2 separate regions of the Mus musculus genome follow, and region 2 is linked to region 1. A link is a loop called in an ENCODE intact Hi-C map of the cell type or tissue named here. Cell type or tissue: heart. All regions are shown on one strand.

The links. Peaks named below come from ENCODE experiments on the same cell type or tissue, not always from the same donor. Only the 100,000 strongest peaks of a DNase experiment are listed, where the experiment ranks them.
Region 2: a loop joins it to region 1, with 2.6 times the contacts of the local background. A loop is called at or near these places in 1 of 42 quality-filtered maps.

Annotation. Positions count from the first base shown.
Region 1 is chr11:61,947,087-61,955,086 of GRCm38, forward strand. It overlaps Gm12273 (a long non-coding RNA gene), which reads left to right and starts at 3,831. Exons shown (of 3, transcript XR_388712.3): 1 at 3,831-3,989; 2 at 4,360-4,596; 3 at 4,965-5,648. In heart, CTCF peaks have their summits at 2,396 (motif pointing right), 2,598 and 3,715 (motif pointing right); a DNase peak (open chromatin) is centred at 3,765.
Region 2 is chr11:62,535,048-62,543,047 of GRCm38, forward strand. Cenpv (centromere protein V) reads right to left here and starts at 4,214. Exons shown (of 5, transcript NM_028448.1): 1 at 3,809-4,214; 2 at 1,235-1,333. The coding sequence starts at 4,158. In heart, a CTCF peak has its summit at 3,832; DNase peaks (open chromatin) are centred at 3,684 and 4,184; H3K4me3 peaks cover 1,739 bases; H3K27ac peaks cover 1,393 bases; H3K27me3 peaks cover 1,991 bases.

The DNA.
Region 1 (8,000 bases):
GGGAAAGTATTTCATGTTCTTGCAGAGTTAATATTGTGGAATAGAATAGAATAGAGTGTCTATTCTACCAAAATTAATTTACAGAATTAAATTAATACCTACCACAATTCTCATGTCCTATTTCACAGGTTTAGGAAAAACATGAATTCAAATGGAACCACACAAGACCATGAATTAGCCAAGAAATCCTAGGAGGTAAGAGAGACACATGACTTCAAACTATACTGTAGAGCTATAAGGATAAAAACAACATGATGCTGGCCTGAAAATGGACAGGAAAACCAGTGGAATAGAATAGAGGTCCTGGAGATAAAACAGCAGAGCCACACCCACTTAACACTGACAAAAGAGGCAAAAACATACTCTGGAAAAAAGATAGCCTATTCGACACACTGTATTGCCCAAACTGGATTCTGCCTGCAGGAGAATTAAGTTAGATTTATGTCTTTCAGCTTGTAGAAAAAATATTTCAAAATGGATCAAAGACTTCAATTTAAAACCCGAAACACTGAAATCTTAAAAGAAAAGACCGGGATATCCTGCCAACATATTGGGGAAGACAAGAAATTTAAAAATAGAACACCAAGATGGGAGCTGAGTGCAGTATCAACTGATAGATGTGGAAAATAAAAGGATTCTGTGCGCCGAACCGTTACAGGACCACGGTCAGCATAGTTATCAGGTAGCCCAGAGAACGGGGGAAAATTTGTGCCAGCTACACTCAGACAGGGGCTATGTCAGAACTTACCAAGAGCTGTAGAAATTTAATACCAAGGGGATGAACCAGCCAACCAACAGACAAGTAAACTAAGTAGACATCTTTTAAAAAATACAAATGGCTAATAACTGTTTTAAAAAGTGTCCAATATCTCAGCCATCAGAGAATTGCAAACTAAAATTTATTTGAGATACCACCTTATCCCAGACAGAATGGCCATTGTCAATAAATCTGACAACAAATGTTGGAAAGGATATGGAGAGACAGGAGCCCTTATGCACTGTTGTGGGGTACAAATTAATTGTGAATTTTCCAGAGTATGTTTTTGCCTCTTTTGTCAGTGTTAAGTGGGTGTGGCTCTGCTGTTTTATCTCCAGGACCTCTATTCTATTCCATTGGTTTTCCTGTCCATTTTCAGGCCAGCATCATGTTGTTTTTATCCTTATAGCTCTACAGTATAGTTTGAAGTCATGTGTCTCTCTTACCTCCTAGGATTTCTTTGGCTAATTCATGATCTTGTGTGGTTCTATATGAATTCATTGTGAAAACTGGTTTGAAGAGTCTCACAACATTACAAATACAACCACCATCTGGGTATCATGCCTTTAATCCCAATTCTTAGACGGCAGAGGCAGGGGGATCTCTGTAAGTTCTAGGACAGCCAGGGCTACATAGAAAGGTCCTGTTTCAAAAGACAAAACAAAATGAACTGAAGCAAAGCAAACTACCACATGGCAGCTCCACACCCTACCATGGAGATGTCTGTACCACCCCCCTTTCCCGTGTCTATTGATGCTTTATTCACTGTAGCAAAAAATAGGAATTAGCCGAGTTGTCTATCAAAAGATGAATGAATAATGAATATATATAATCTATAATGGAATATTACTTAGTTGTAAAGAAAAATGAAGTTAAAAAGTTTGTAGGAACATGGGTACAGTGTAAAGTGAGATCTCAGAATTTTAGAAAGACATAAACCTCATGTAGCTTTTCATAATTGAATCTAGCCTATATGTATTGTTACATATGTTACAATATGACATATGCAAACAAATGTCCATGTGGGTACAGTATAACATGAAGAAAGAGAACAAGAAAGGCGCGTGTACAGGGATGGGGAGGACTGAACTCAGGTGATGGACACAGCTCCACTCCGAACGCCAATCCTAGCTAGATAGAAGCTATGTATACAGTCATTAAAAGCTGTATAGAATTGGCATCTGTGATATTTTTATTTATTTGCAAGTTTTATTTTCTTTATAGTGTAGTGGGTTTTTTGTTTGTTTTGTTTTGTTGTTTTGAGATGGATTTTTATTATGTAGCCTTGGTTAGTCTGGAACTCATAGAGATCTACCTACCTGGCCCTATTTTTTTTAAGCAATAAAGTTTATAAAATAAAAATTTACATTGTGTTTGTTCTCTGACATTATAGTTAATCCCATATTGACAGAGGTTCTGCCCTGGGGACTAAACACTAGTGTGCTCTTCAATGCTCTCAGATTCATGATGTCTCAGGGAGAGTCAGTATGTAATCACTTCTGAAAATGTGCCTGTGGCCTGTAAAGCTATTCGTTTCTATCAGAAAAAAATATAAACGTTCTTGTTCAAAACTCCAAGGAATTCTGCTTCATTTAATTAAAAGCCTCTAGCCATGGGGAATGCGGGATTTTACATTGGGTCACTACTAGATGTGTCCCCTAGGTGGCAGCAAAGTCCTAACTCTAATTCTGACCTACTGGGCTTGTGTTTTGGGAGGGTGGGATGGGGAAATGGGGGAGGGGGGAGGGGGGAGGGGAGGTGTCTATTTGTTTGTTCTTTTTGTTGTTCTTGTTGTTTTGTTTGTGCTTTAAGACAGAGTCTTTCACTGTAGACCAGGCTGATCTTCTACTTGTGGCAATCCTCCTGCCTTAGCCTCTCTAGAGTGTCAGGAGTATAGGTATATGCCAATGTATCCAGCTTCCTGGTCCTTTTAGAAACTAATGATGACAATGAGAGTGTATTTATGTAATATAGATATGTACGTATATATCTATATATTACATAATAAATATTACATAATATGTTATATAATACATTACATAATATATTGAATATATATGTTTTGCAAATAGGTAAATTTTGAGCCATCTTTGGATTTAAATTTTATTTTTAATTGAATATCGTTATATAATATTACTATTATGAGGTTTTAGTTCATTCTCCTGTGGAAAGAAGATCTTAATATGCTCTTCAGTAATCCATATATGTGTATATACTGCCACATCAATCATTAATCAACTTGCCTAATCTCAGTTGAGAGTCTCTCTTCTAAAATGACTCTAGCTCATGCCAATCTGACATAAAACTAACCAAGACACCCGTGTTACACAAGAATTAAGCAATTTAACACTGGTTAGAGAAGGCTTTACATTTCTATGGTGCATAAGAGTCCCAGGGCACTTACCGAGTGGTTTTGGTTGTTATAAATAATAAAACTATACATTTAACAATAAACAAATACAAAAAAGTTTATAAACTCTGGTACTCTTAAGCATAAAAATAATTTATCTGAATGACATAAGAGCCATCTGTGAGGGCTCCAAAGTGGTATTTAATCTAAAGTGTCCTCGGGTACATGTGTTACATGCTTGGTCCTTAGCTTGGCCCTGGAAGGTCCCCAGCCTCCCACTTGGAAGGTGCTGGAACTTTGAGGAATGGGGACTACGGAAAGCATTCGGGTCATTGAAAACATGCCCGTTAAAGGGGACACTGTATACCAGCCCGTTCCCTTTTTCTTTTGCTTTCTGAACACTTTGCCTTTTCATTTACCCCAGCAGGGAGGCCAACGAACAGAAACCCTCAAAGCAGTGAGCGAAAATCAACTGTTTTCTTTATAACTTGATTATCTCAGGTACTTGGTACAATAATAGAAAGCTGACTCCCATAAAAAGGCTCATCAAATAGGCCCAAGCAAAGGAGCCTCCATGAGGGCCTTTCAGGTGAGCAAGACGGCGAGGTCCCTTCCGCTGCCACAAGAGGGCGCTCTAGCAACATGAGTCACGGTTTGGAACTTGACTCACTTTTGCATCACGCATTCCAAACTTCGGGGTGGCACAACCCTTTGACAAAGCAGATGTCACAACTTAGAGCCCCAAAAGTATAAAGAGAGGGATGGTCTCCCTGCTGCAGCCATTAGAAAAGTAGGACCTACAGCATGCTTGCAACAATTCGGGCACGGTTTTTGTCACCAGCCTCGACAGTGGAGTGCCTCAATCCTGGCGTGCCTGTAAAAGTAATTATTGTTGTTATTGTTATTATTATTGTTGTTGCTGCTGCTGCTGTTGTTGTGTGTGGGTATGCTTTTACTGCTGAGCCATCTTGCTACCCAAATAGTGCTTTTGTTTGTTTTGTTTTGTGAGACAGGGTTTCTCTGTGTAGCCCTAGCTGGTCCGGAACTTGCTCTGTAAACCAGGCTGACCTCGAACTCAGAGATCCGCCTGCCTCTGCTGGATTAAATGAGTGCGCCACCATCGCCTGGCCCTGGTAGTACTTTTATTGCTGCTAATTTTGATTTGGGGGTGTAGGGTGGGGGCGGGGCTAAATTTGACTGCCCAGAGCCTTTGCTTTGTATGGGGATAACCCATATAAAATGCTTTCCCAAGGACTGCGATGCTCACTGAACTACACCGCAAGAAACAAAACAGAAAGAGGGAAAGCGTCAGACAAACCAACCAGGAACAAGGCAACAGAAGGGAGGCGGTAAATGCTGAGGCTCGATGACTGCAAAGCCCAGTCGGCTTGTCTGAGGGAGGACGAGACTAAATCCAGGCAAGAAGTGAAAAGGCTGCACAGAGTTACTCGAGGTCAGCGCATGACGACAAAGGGCAGTCTGCCGGAACGTAAGTGTCCAAATAGGTGAAGCAGCAGCGTGGTTATTTACAAAGCAGAACTCTGGGGGGACCGGGTGGGGGCGCACAAAGATGACATCAGATGTTCGAACTATACCTAAAGACATGGAAGACCTTAAGAATGCAGCTAACAAGTTATGCAGGGGAGTGTAGGTAAGGCCGGAAGGACTTGGCAGGAGGGCACAGGAGAGGGAGAAGGGCGAAAGAACACCAGAGAATTGTGGAAGGATCAAGAGACACTGATGAAACTGGGTTGGATTATGTCATACTTTGGAGGACTGTGTCGAGTAGGAGGCACAGTTTAGAGAGATCACCGGAGGAAGCAGACTTGTTTAACATACGGGCCTATTTCCTTCAAGGGAAGGAAATGATAACCGATACCCGTTCACCCGGAAGGCTAGAGTGGATGCTGTCTAACCCTGGTGATCTTCTGCTATTCTATGGACTCAGCCTTCACCTGAATCTGCCAAAATCCTGAGCATTGTCTAGGCCTCAGTCCTGAGCTTTGCCTCCCAGTGAATAGACCCCATCCTTATGAGAGAGGTCCCGTGTATTTTGCATTCCCCATCAATAGAATCTATCTGAGTGCTTATTAAAGGGCTCTTACAGGCCCCAGCATGGCAAACGTGGAACTGGCAGGTTTTGCCCTCTCCCCTTCCCCCTCTCTCGTCAAACTATTAGATTACATTCCTAAAGCTAGCCACCAAGGTCTAGCCCCGAATTTGGCCACTTCCTTATGCCTTCGTAATAGAATCTCCTTTGTGCCGAGAACTTGGTGTCTGGGTGTGTTCCGTGCCCACTCTGAGGTCCCTTCACTTCCTACAAGTGGATTTGTAGGGTCTTTCTTCCTTGGCCTGTGCCGTGAGCACTATTTATCAGTCAATACAACTCATTCTTAATATAAGAGTCACAGGTGCTTGGCTAGTTTGGAAGGGAGTTTAGGTGCAGCCGTCCCTGAAGCTTTATGGTGAGAATTGTCACATGGAGACTTTCCCCAAGGCTTTACTGTGCTTAAATGTGTATGGAAAATAAACCATGAGATCAGACTCTGGATGTGTGTGTGTGTGTGTGTGTGTGTGTGTGTGTGTGTGCATTTTAAAGACTCTCCTAGCGTGAGCCTTTCGGTGCACACCGCACACCTTCTCTCAAAGTACTTAAGAGGCAAAGGTGGGTCTCCGAGTTCATAGTTAGCCTCATGTACATGGGGAGCTCAAGCCCAATCAGAGCTACGTAGCGAGAACCTGTTAAAAAACAAAACCCAAACCCAAACCCAGCCCAACCCAGCCCAACCCAGCCCAACCCAACCTAAACCCAACCCAAACCTAACCTAAACCTAACCCAACCTAAACCCAACCCAACCCAGCCCAGCCCAACCCAACCCAACCTAAACCCAACCCAATCCAACCCAACCCAACCCAACTCAACCTAAACCCAACCCAACCCAACCCAACCCAACCCAACCCAACCTCAACCCAACCCAACCCAGCCCAAACCAACCCAGCCCAAACCAACCCAAACCAAACCAAGGGCTAGCAAGATAGCTTGCTGTGCTTAAATATGCTTGCTACCAAACCTGACAACCTGTCTGATTCCAGACAGCCACATGGTGGAGGGAGAGAACTGACTCCAGTAAGATATTTTCTTACCCACATGCACATGCACCACATGCACCCCGACACACGTGCACCGCATGCACCCCGACACACGTGCACCGCATGCACCCCGACACACGTGCACACCACAAATATAAATAAACAAAGCAAAACCAAAAACCCCAAGACAAAACTCCGAGGACTGATTTTGATAAACCATGTTTTCTTTCATACAGTCAGGGCCGGGGAACAAGCTCAATTCAAGAAGCTCTTGCCAGGCTGGCCCAGACCTGAGTTCCATCCCCAGAACCCATGAGACAACAGACAAAACCCAAACCCAACCCAAGCCAACCCAAGCCAACCCAACTCAACCCAAGGGCTAGCCTGCCTCTCCCTTCCCAGCACCAGAATCATAGATGCTCCCCCATGATCCCGGTGCTGGGACGGGAGAGGCAGGCTGATGCTTGAGGCTTGCTGCCAACCAGTGAGCGACCTATCAAAAGAAAGATGGCTGGCACCCGAGAAACAACACCTGAGGTCCTCTGGCCTTCAAATGTACACACACACACACACACACACACACACACACACACACACACGTATAACTGCACACTTATGTGTGTGTGTGTGTGATCTGCATGCTTGTGTGTAAGTGTTGGCACAAGTGTGTCACAGCATGGCATGTGGTGAGTCAGAGGATAACCTCAGGCTAATCCTTGCCTTCCACATTGTTTGAGACAGGGTCTCTCTTTGTTGCTCACCATGTATAACCAGACTCCCTGACCTAAGCTGGGAGTTCTGGGGTTCTCCTGTCTCTACTTTCAATCTCCTTCAATCTGGGATTACAGATGTGTGCCACCAAGTCTGGCTTTACATGGGCTCTGGGGCTTCAGATTCAGTTTCTCATGCATTCATGGCAGGTGAGCCATCCCCTTAATGCCTGCTTACTTCTTATTAAAGGCAGCGATCACTGTGGTTGCCATTGTGTTTCTCTATCTATCAGGACAGCTTGGGTTCTGTCTAACTCACAGATGGGTATGTGATGGCCCTAACTTGACTCCACGCTTACCACCCATCTCACTGTCTATTTGGCTCCTGCATAAGAAAGGTCCATTGACTGGGTGGCTTAGATGATGGAGATGGAGTCTCAGGGCCTCCAGATGTTGAAGGTCAAGGCTAACTTGATGTCTGATGAAAGTTCCCTTCCTGATTAATTGATAGGAACATCTTTCTACATCCTCACACGGGGAGATGTACAAGAGAACTCTGTTTTTGAGGATATTAGTCCATTTCCTGAAGTCTCTGCCTCATTATTCTCTAAAGGCTCCACCTGGGAACATTGAACAACACTGGGGATTGTGCTGCAACATCTGAACAGGGACATAGTCATCCAGTCAGAGAATCCAACAGTCTCACTGCCTGATGCTGCCTGATGGCAACAATCAATACTCCAGGTTATCATTCTGGATTGATACACACGTGTGCACGCACACACACACACACACACACACACACACACACACACACACACACACACGGCCTCCTGCTCACTCTCATGAATCTCATCCTCTCTTCTTTTCCAGAGAAAACCCTTTTGACTTTCTTCCCTCTACTAAAGGAAACCTTCATTTCCCTTCTTTTATACTTCTCTCATCTTACAGTGTGGGGTGGGGTGGAGCTGGGCGGGGCTGGGTGGGGTGGGGTGGGGGCTGCTTCCATCCTGGCCAGGATTCCCATCCTTTCCCTTTTATACATGCACAGTCTGCTGAGCAGTCATGCAGAGTTAACTTTTCCTGACTGCCC
Region 2 (8,000 bases), 590 kb after region 1:
ATTAACCAAAGGCTCTACCTTCAGCCCTAATTTACACTTTATTCTGACTTAGTATAGAATTCTCCAAGAAATTATGCCATAATGCTTCTTTCAAAATCTGGACTTCATTAGTGGCCTAGCCAGTTCTACACTTGAGGGGTATTTATGATTTACATAATAAATAATAATTATGGTATTTATTATCCATATAAGATTTAGGTACAATTACAGGGAAAAGAACTGGACCCTCTTGAATAAGTACATGCCCATAGCCAGTCCAGAAGGTAAAGCCTGTTCCTCTTCTATTATAATGCCAGGGAAGACGCTAAGAAGCAGGCCTTCGAGGGAGAGATGGCTCAGCAGTTAAGAGCACTGACTGCTCTTCCAGAGGTCCTGAGTTCAATTCCCAGCAACCACATGGTGGCTCACAACCATCTGTAATGGGATATGATGCCATCTCCTGGTGTGTGTGAAGACAGCTACAGTGTACTCATACATAAAGCAAATAAATAATCCAAGAAGCAAGCCTTCCACTGTTGGTGGTGGTACCATGGGCCTCATGCCAAGGACAGAGAGAGATCCAGCACACAAAAAGCTTCCAGGTGCAAATACACTCCACCCGATTACTTCCATGTAGTTTCACTGACAGACTCCTAAGAAGATTCCACTCAAGGTGGGATTCCCAGTAACCCAACCGGGAATTACTGGCAGCCTGATCCACCTCTGCTAATCACCCCTAAGTCAGTGGGATCAGTAGGAGGCACGAGCCTATAAGCCACAGCCCTGGAATCCCTGCTTTCTGTCTCCTGAACTGCGCTGCTGTACAACTCTGTGGTACACACACACACGGGCTCCCGAACACACAAACTGAGGGTGTTACTCTGAATAACTCAGAATGTTTAGCCTTCTCCCACTCTAAAAAAAAAATATCCAGTGAGAAGACTTGGCAGGTAAAAGTACCTACCACCAGCCTAGTGACTCCATCCCACAAGTTGTCCTCTGATCTACGCACACAGTAAAAGAATTACATATAACACTTTTTTTTTTTTTTTTTAGTTATCACTGAAAATTTCTAGTTGTACACATGGCAAAGAAGAGAACAATGAACCCTTGTGTCCTCGGTACCTGATGTAACAGTTATCAGCTCATGGCCAACACTGTCTCATCCAGACCCCGACTCCCCACATTGGTCTGAAACATGGCCTATTTTGCTCTTCAACTCTTCTAAGCCAATTTGAGAAGATAAAATACTCACTTGCAGTCAAAGATGTGTAAGTCTGCTGAAGCCCAAACTTCAAAACGAACTGCTCCACAGTGGCAGCCTCCTGTGTGCTTCACCAGGCCCTGGTACTCACTAAATGAAATAAAAACTAGAGCATAAAAATTTCTAAGAGACAAGCAGGGGTTTTATGGCCTGGCTCCTTCACGCTGACTTTTTGTTCTTAAAATAAAGCCAGGCTCATTCATATATATATATATATATGACATATATATATGTCATATATATATATATATATATATATATATATGACAACCAGGTGCATCTCATAAAAGAGGTTCAGTATTTTCACTGGGAACTGTCTTGAATTTTATGACTGCAAAATAAAATATACCCAGAATTCAGTAAATATGAGGCTATGAGAGAAGTCTGGCACATTTGCTCCCACTCCCAACATTTTTATTTATATGTCAACTAATTAGTTTTCTTTCTTTCTTTCTTTCTTTCTTTCTTTCTTTCTTTCTTTCAATTACAAGCTTAGGACCAAGATAAAAACTTTACCAGCCTTAAGCAGCCACTAGGCAAACAGGCCAAATAATATTCAGTTTTGATTGTAATAAAGATGGTAACAAGTGGCTATGAAAAAGTAAGACAGGTCGCCAAGTTGCCTTCTGCGGGGCAACAAAGGCTCCTCTAACTCCACTCACTCTCCTCACGCTTCCCAAATCCATGGCTTTTCACACAACTGTATACAGTTGGAGCCAGCCCCATAACTCAACAGTAAGATTCAGTGGACATCCTGAAGCCCCTTCCCCAAAAGACTAAATATTCTGGCCAGAAATAAACGAGACAATGTTTCGCTGTGACTTCTGATTAACCACCACAGGGAAAAACAGCAAATAGCCGCTTCAATTTGCCATCTGACTAGAGGCAAAACTGAAAGCTCGCCCAGGTTTCTCTAACAAGTTAACATCTCATTTTCTTCTTCTATATACAATGTTTATTGTAAAAAAAAAAAAAAAAAAAAAAAAAAAAAAGCCAAACAGTTTAATAACACATTGAGAACCCTCCACCCCTGTGATCATCCCACTTAGAGAGCCCGTATTTGCTATCCATTCCTCCAATTTTTTGCGATATTGGAACCAAATGTTAGTGTATTTAACATACGTTTTCTTTGTATAAAAGTTAGCTTAAAAGACCATAGAGTGGATGTAAGCAAGCATACAGCACGCTATTCTGGTGAGTGAAATGCCTCTTTTCCTGCCAATATTTTTAGTATCTTTTTTAAAGATCATTACCATTTTGTTTTAGGGGAAAATATTACCTAAAAATTTTTGCTTTGTGTGTGTGTGTGGGGGGCTTTTTTGTTTCCTTTTGAGACAGGGTGTCAGTGCAGCTCAAGCTGGCCTCAAATTAACTATGTGGTCAAGGATGACCTTGAACTTGTAGATCTTCCTGCCTCCACCTTCCAAGTGCTGGGCTTACACACGTGGACCTCCTTCTCGCTGGCTTGCTTCTGTTTTCCTTTCTCTCTTTCTCTTTCTCTTCGGAGAAAGGATCTATCTCTGTAGCCCAGGCTGCACTTGAAATCACTGTACTCCTCCGCCTCGGCCTCCTGAATGCTAGGATTGTCGGCATGTGCTACTGTGCCCAGCTCTACTGAGTTTTATATAGTATCATTTAGATCTCCCAGTAGCTAGTACACAACAGGTACTCCGTGTTATATTTCATTTTTTTTAAGTTTTAACTGATTTTTGTTTTAATGTTTTAAAGCATTCAATTTATAGCCCAAGGGGATAAAATTGAATAAACGAAACAGATAGAAAGCTAACTAAATACTCCAGTTCTTAGAGGATCCACCAAAACCAAGAGAACTAATTCTGGGACAAAGACAAAAGAGCATCTTGTTGTTATGAAAAGTAGTTCAGGTTGTTAAACAATTGTTGGGTTAACGTTAGTTTTCTTTGTCTTTTATTGTTCTTTTTAATTCATCTGCGAGTGAGGGCTATAAGACAAGGGTACTGGGTTTTTCTCGGAGCACAATGGGTAAAGGAGGAAGGGGTTCACATTACATTTGCCAAAGAGCAGGCATCTGGCCAGAGTAGTCATCAGCTCTTTTCCCCAATAACGGACCTCAGATCTGCTCCTTAGGCCACCAAAGAAGCTGGAAGCACTTCAGAAGCACAGACTGGGGGAGCTGCCAGCCCGGACCGGGGATGAGAACATAACACCTTAACTCCCCATTCCCCCTGCAAGCGCCCGTCCTGGACAACGCTTTGCGCGCCTTTCCCTCCGAGATCAATAACCGCACCCTGCACCCTCCCTCCGGGGAACTGATTAGAACAACCGGCCTTCGCTCCTCGGGTCACTAAATTCTCCACTTCGACCTTTCCTCCCGCCCACTCCCCGAAAGCACGTGCAAAAACGGGTAAAACGGTCTTGGTAGCTGGCAAGCCGGGGGATGTCTGTTTTTTCACCCTGAGGGGCCCTTCCGCGCACTCAGCCCGACACCGTCCGGAGCAGCCCGCCAACGGCTCAGCACTCAGCCCTCGGGTCCCGCCGCCCGTGCGCACCTCGCGTGTGCCGGCCCGCCGCCCCCGACACACTCACAAGGTGTCCAGCAGCAGCTTGGCGGCGCCCTCGAAGCTGAGCCGTTGCCGCTTCTGGAACGTCTCCCAGCGCTCCCGCTGCTCCCCCAGGTCGAGCGCCGACACCGAGGCGGCGGGGGTGACCGCCGGCGGTGGCTCCTCGGCGGCCGCCTCCTGGGCCCGCGGCGGTGGCTTGGGCCGCGGCTTTGCCGACGGCTGCGGACCGACCGCCCCGCCCCCGCCCCCGGCCCCGGCCCTAGTCCTGCTCCGGGAGCGCTGCGCGCGGCTTTCGCCGCCGCTCAAGCCCCCGGTGGCCCCCGAGCGCCGCTGCTCCCGCGGGCCGGTGGCCACGGCACTGCGAGTCCGCCGCATGTCTCCCTCAGCCGGGCTCGCAGGCCTCTCGGCTCTGCGCGCTCCCGCCGGCCGATGCGCGTCCCCGCCTCCGACAACCTGAAGGCCCCGGGGGTGGTGCGCGGCGCTCCGGAACACGCGAGCTAGGGACCCAACTAAGAGACCCTGGCCGTGGGGCCGGCCGAGCGCTGAGGGTCTAACGAGACCGCGCCTGCACCTGCGCTTGCAGGTAGCGGTGCCCGTTTGATCAGCGAAGGAGCTTCCAGCCTCCACTGACTCCAACCACACATTTCTAACTGGGGACCTGGGTCAGGCCTCAGTTCATAAATTCACGGCCACATCAGAGCTGGCACGCTTGGGTGACTTCGTGGTTTCCAAGGTGGTAACACTACCAACTTGGCAGAGGCCATCATGTACCTAATGTGAGCTAACGTAGTATGTAAATTGTCGGATATCTGCTACTGGAAGCATAAATGACAGCTGGAGTCAGTTTGATCAATGGTCAACAGGTTTTTTGGTGGTTTTGCAGAACTGAGAATAGGACCCACAGCTTTGAGAAAGCACTCTTGCACTGAGCCACATTCCCAGCCCTAGATTTTGTTTTCAATTTTAAGTAAATGGATCCAGGATTACATTCCATTCATAAGCTTTTGCAGAATACCGTATTGACGTTTAAAGACAAAAATCCCAAGAACCATCCACTGCGGTATCCCAGATAGTCTCCAAACCCTTTCAGTTGTTCTCACACTTTTAAAGAAACGTTTTCTTTTACTCGTTTTTGGTGCATTTTTCATTTTTCAACTTAGTTCTGTTTTTGTTGATTTTATTACAATATAGAGTCCATTTATTATCTTTAATGATGAAAATATGGGTTTTCCCAAATACAGCTTGATTAATTCATAAATCCTCATTAAGTTTTAACACAAAGTTCTCAATAATTGAAACTTCCTAGATGCATAATTTGTTTTGGTGTTTCCTTTGTGCCCGTATCTTAAATGTACAGATTTGCATGCACCAATTCAGATGTGGCATATCCTAGCCACATCTAGACTATCTCCAAAAAGCAAGCAGAAGTGACCACTGTTTTGTTTTGGCTTTTTCTCACTGTGACTTACTTTCGCCTGTTTTGTGTATTTAGAGACAAGGTCTAACCGTGTAGCCCTGGCTGGCCTGGAACTCACGAATAAGGCTCAGGTTTATCTTAGCTCACTGTGATCTGCCTGCCTCCACCTCCTGATACACATTACAGTTTTAAAAATCTTTATTCAGGAGGAGAGCGAAGTATGCGGGTGCATGGGGAGCAGAAGACAGTCTACACCATGAGTTCTCTTCTTGCACCAAACAAGCTGTCTGGTGACAGGCACCTTTACTTGGCTGCCGGGCTTGTTTGAGTCAGGGCTTCATTCTTTAGCCTAGTCTAGTCCTAGACTCACTAAGTAGCTAAGGCTGGCTTCAAACCTGTACCTATTCTCCAGCCTCAACCTCCCAAGTGCTAGAATCACAGGTGTGATCTACCACACTACTTTAGCCTATCTTTGAATGTCATTTCAAAAATAGCATGTACATTGTTAAATCTAATACTGTTCAACATTTTGGAAATAATTGATATTATATATACACACATATATACATATATGTACATATATAATTTATTGATGTCAATATGATCTATGCGGATTGGCTTTTGTTAATGCAACACAAACAAGGGTCATCAGAGAGGGAACCTTAACTGAAAAAAAAATGCCTCCATCAAATTAGTGGGTAAGTCTGTAGGTCATTTCCTTGATTCATTATTGATCACCATCACCCCTGGGCAGGTGGTCCTGGACTCACTCTATGAGAGCAGGCTGAGCAAGCCTGTAAGCAGTGTTCTTCCTTCATGGCTTCTGAATCAGTTTCTGTCCTGACTGGCACAGCAGTGGGGGAGAAAATTTACATAAGAATATATCACCGTTTATTTTGTGTGTGTGTGTGTGTGTGTGTTGCAAGTGTATGTCAGAGTTCAATGATGGGTGTCTTCATGGTTCTCCACCTTCATCCTGAGGGAGGGTTCCTCACTGAAACGGGAGCTCACACTCTGCCTACACTGGAGGGTCACTGAACTCAAGGAGATGACTTTCCCTAGCAGCTCCACAGTGGGTGGGGCTACAGACTTGTGACCCCAGTGTCCACTTTTATATGGGTGCTAGGAATCCTAACTCAGGGCTTCATGTGTGTGTGGCAGGCTAGCCCCTAGTCCCCTTACATTTATTCTCTTAACTACTTTTGTTTCTAATTTGTACAAATGTGATAAAGCTTGTATTCACTTTTACATTTTTACCCAAGTCTTTTGGTAGATCAGTTTCTCTCCAAACATTCAAAGTGGAATTTCTGGTTCACAGGTTAAGACTGTGTTGTGACCAAGTCTTATGTAGTCAGTGTTGTCTTATTCAACAATCCTCCTGCCTCTACCTGTCACAGATGCTAGGACTACAGGCATGTGCCACCATGCCTAGCGAGCATCATTCTTTTTAAGGAACTATGAAGGTTTTAAGCTGGCCGGCCGGTTTTATGCTCTGCCAGCACTGGATGAGGTCTGCAGTTGCTCCATACCTCACAGAAGTCACACCGCTGGTCTTTTCACTTAGCTTTTCTGAGGCTGTGCCATGACATCACTTCCTTCGGTTTCGCATTTCTCTGTCCTGTAGTAATGCTACCTTTTCATTCGGTTGCTGAACTTTTGGATGGCTTCTGTTTGGGAATCCTTTTGGGGCTAAAGAGTTGGTACGGTACTGCTGTTGTAAAGCTGGGTTCCCAACACATACTTCGGGCAGCTCACAACTGACTGTAACTTGAGGATCTGATGTCTCCTCAACTTCTTGGGCACCTACACTCATGCATGCACATACCCACAGACACAATTAAAAATAAATTGTTTTTAAAAGACAGTCCATTTTTTAAAGTCAGGTTTATGTCTTAGGCTGCTTTCTCTTGCTGTGATAAACACCATGATCAAAAGAAACTTGGGGTGAAAAATGTTTATTTCATCTTACAGCTTACAGTCCATCATTGAGGGAAGTCAGAGAAGGAATTCAAGGCAGGAACCTGGAATTAGGAACTGAAGCAGAGACCATGGATGAATGACTCTCTTGGGTTGCTTTTTATTTTTATACAACCCAGGACCATCTGTCAAGGGCTGCACTCCCCACAATGGGCTGGGCCCTCTCACATCAATCGAGAAGAAAGAAAATACCCAACAGACTTATTGTCTTAGTTACTTTTCTATTGGTGTGGTAAGACACAATGACCAGGACAATTTATACTAGTTCATTGGGAGCTTACAGTTGCAGAAGGTTCAAGTCTATGACCTTCACAGCAGGGAGCATGGTGGCAGGCAGGCAGAGGTGGCACTGGAGCAGTAGCTCAGAGTTCACATCTGGTTCAAAAGCAGCAGCAGACAGAGACGAGACTGGTCCAGGCTTTTGAAACTTCAATGCCCATCCCCAGTGGCCTGGTCTACAGAGTGAGTTCCAGGACAGCCAGGGCTATACAGAGAAACCCTATCTCGAAAAACCAAAAATAAATAAATAAATATATAAACAAACAAAAGACAGGTTACTAGAGGTTAAAGGAAAGGGAATGGGGAGTTATTTAATGGCTTCAGGGTTCCTGTTTTTTGTTTTTCTTGTTTTGAGACAGGGCTTCATTATGAAACTCTGGTTGCCCTGTAGCTCTCTGTGTAAACCAGACTGGCTTCAAACACAGAGAGTCCCACCTGCCTCTGCCTCCTAAAGGAATGAGCCACCACCATTTGACTTAAAAGTTCTGTACTTGGGGCTAGAGAGATGGCTCAGTGGTTAAGAGCACTGGCTGTGTGCTTCCAG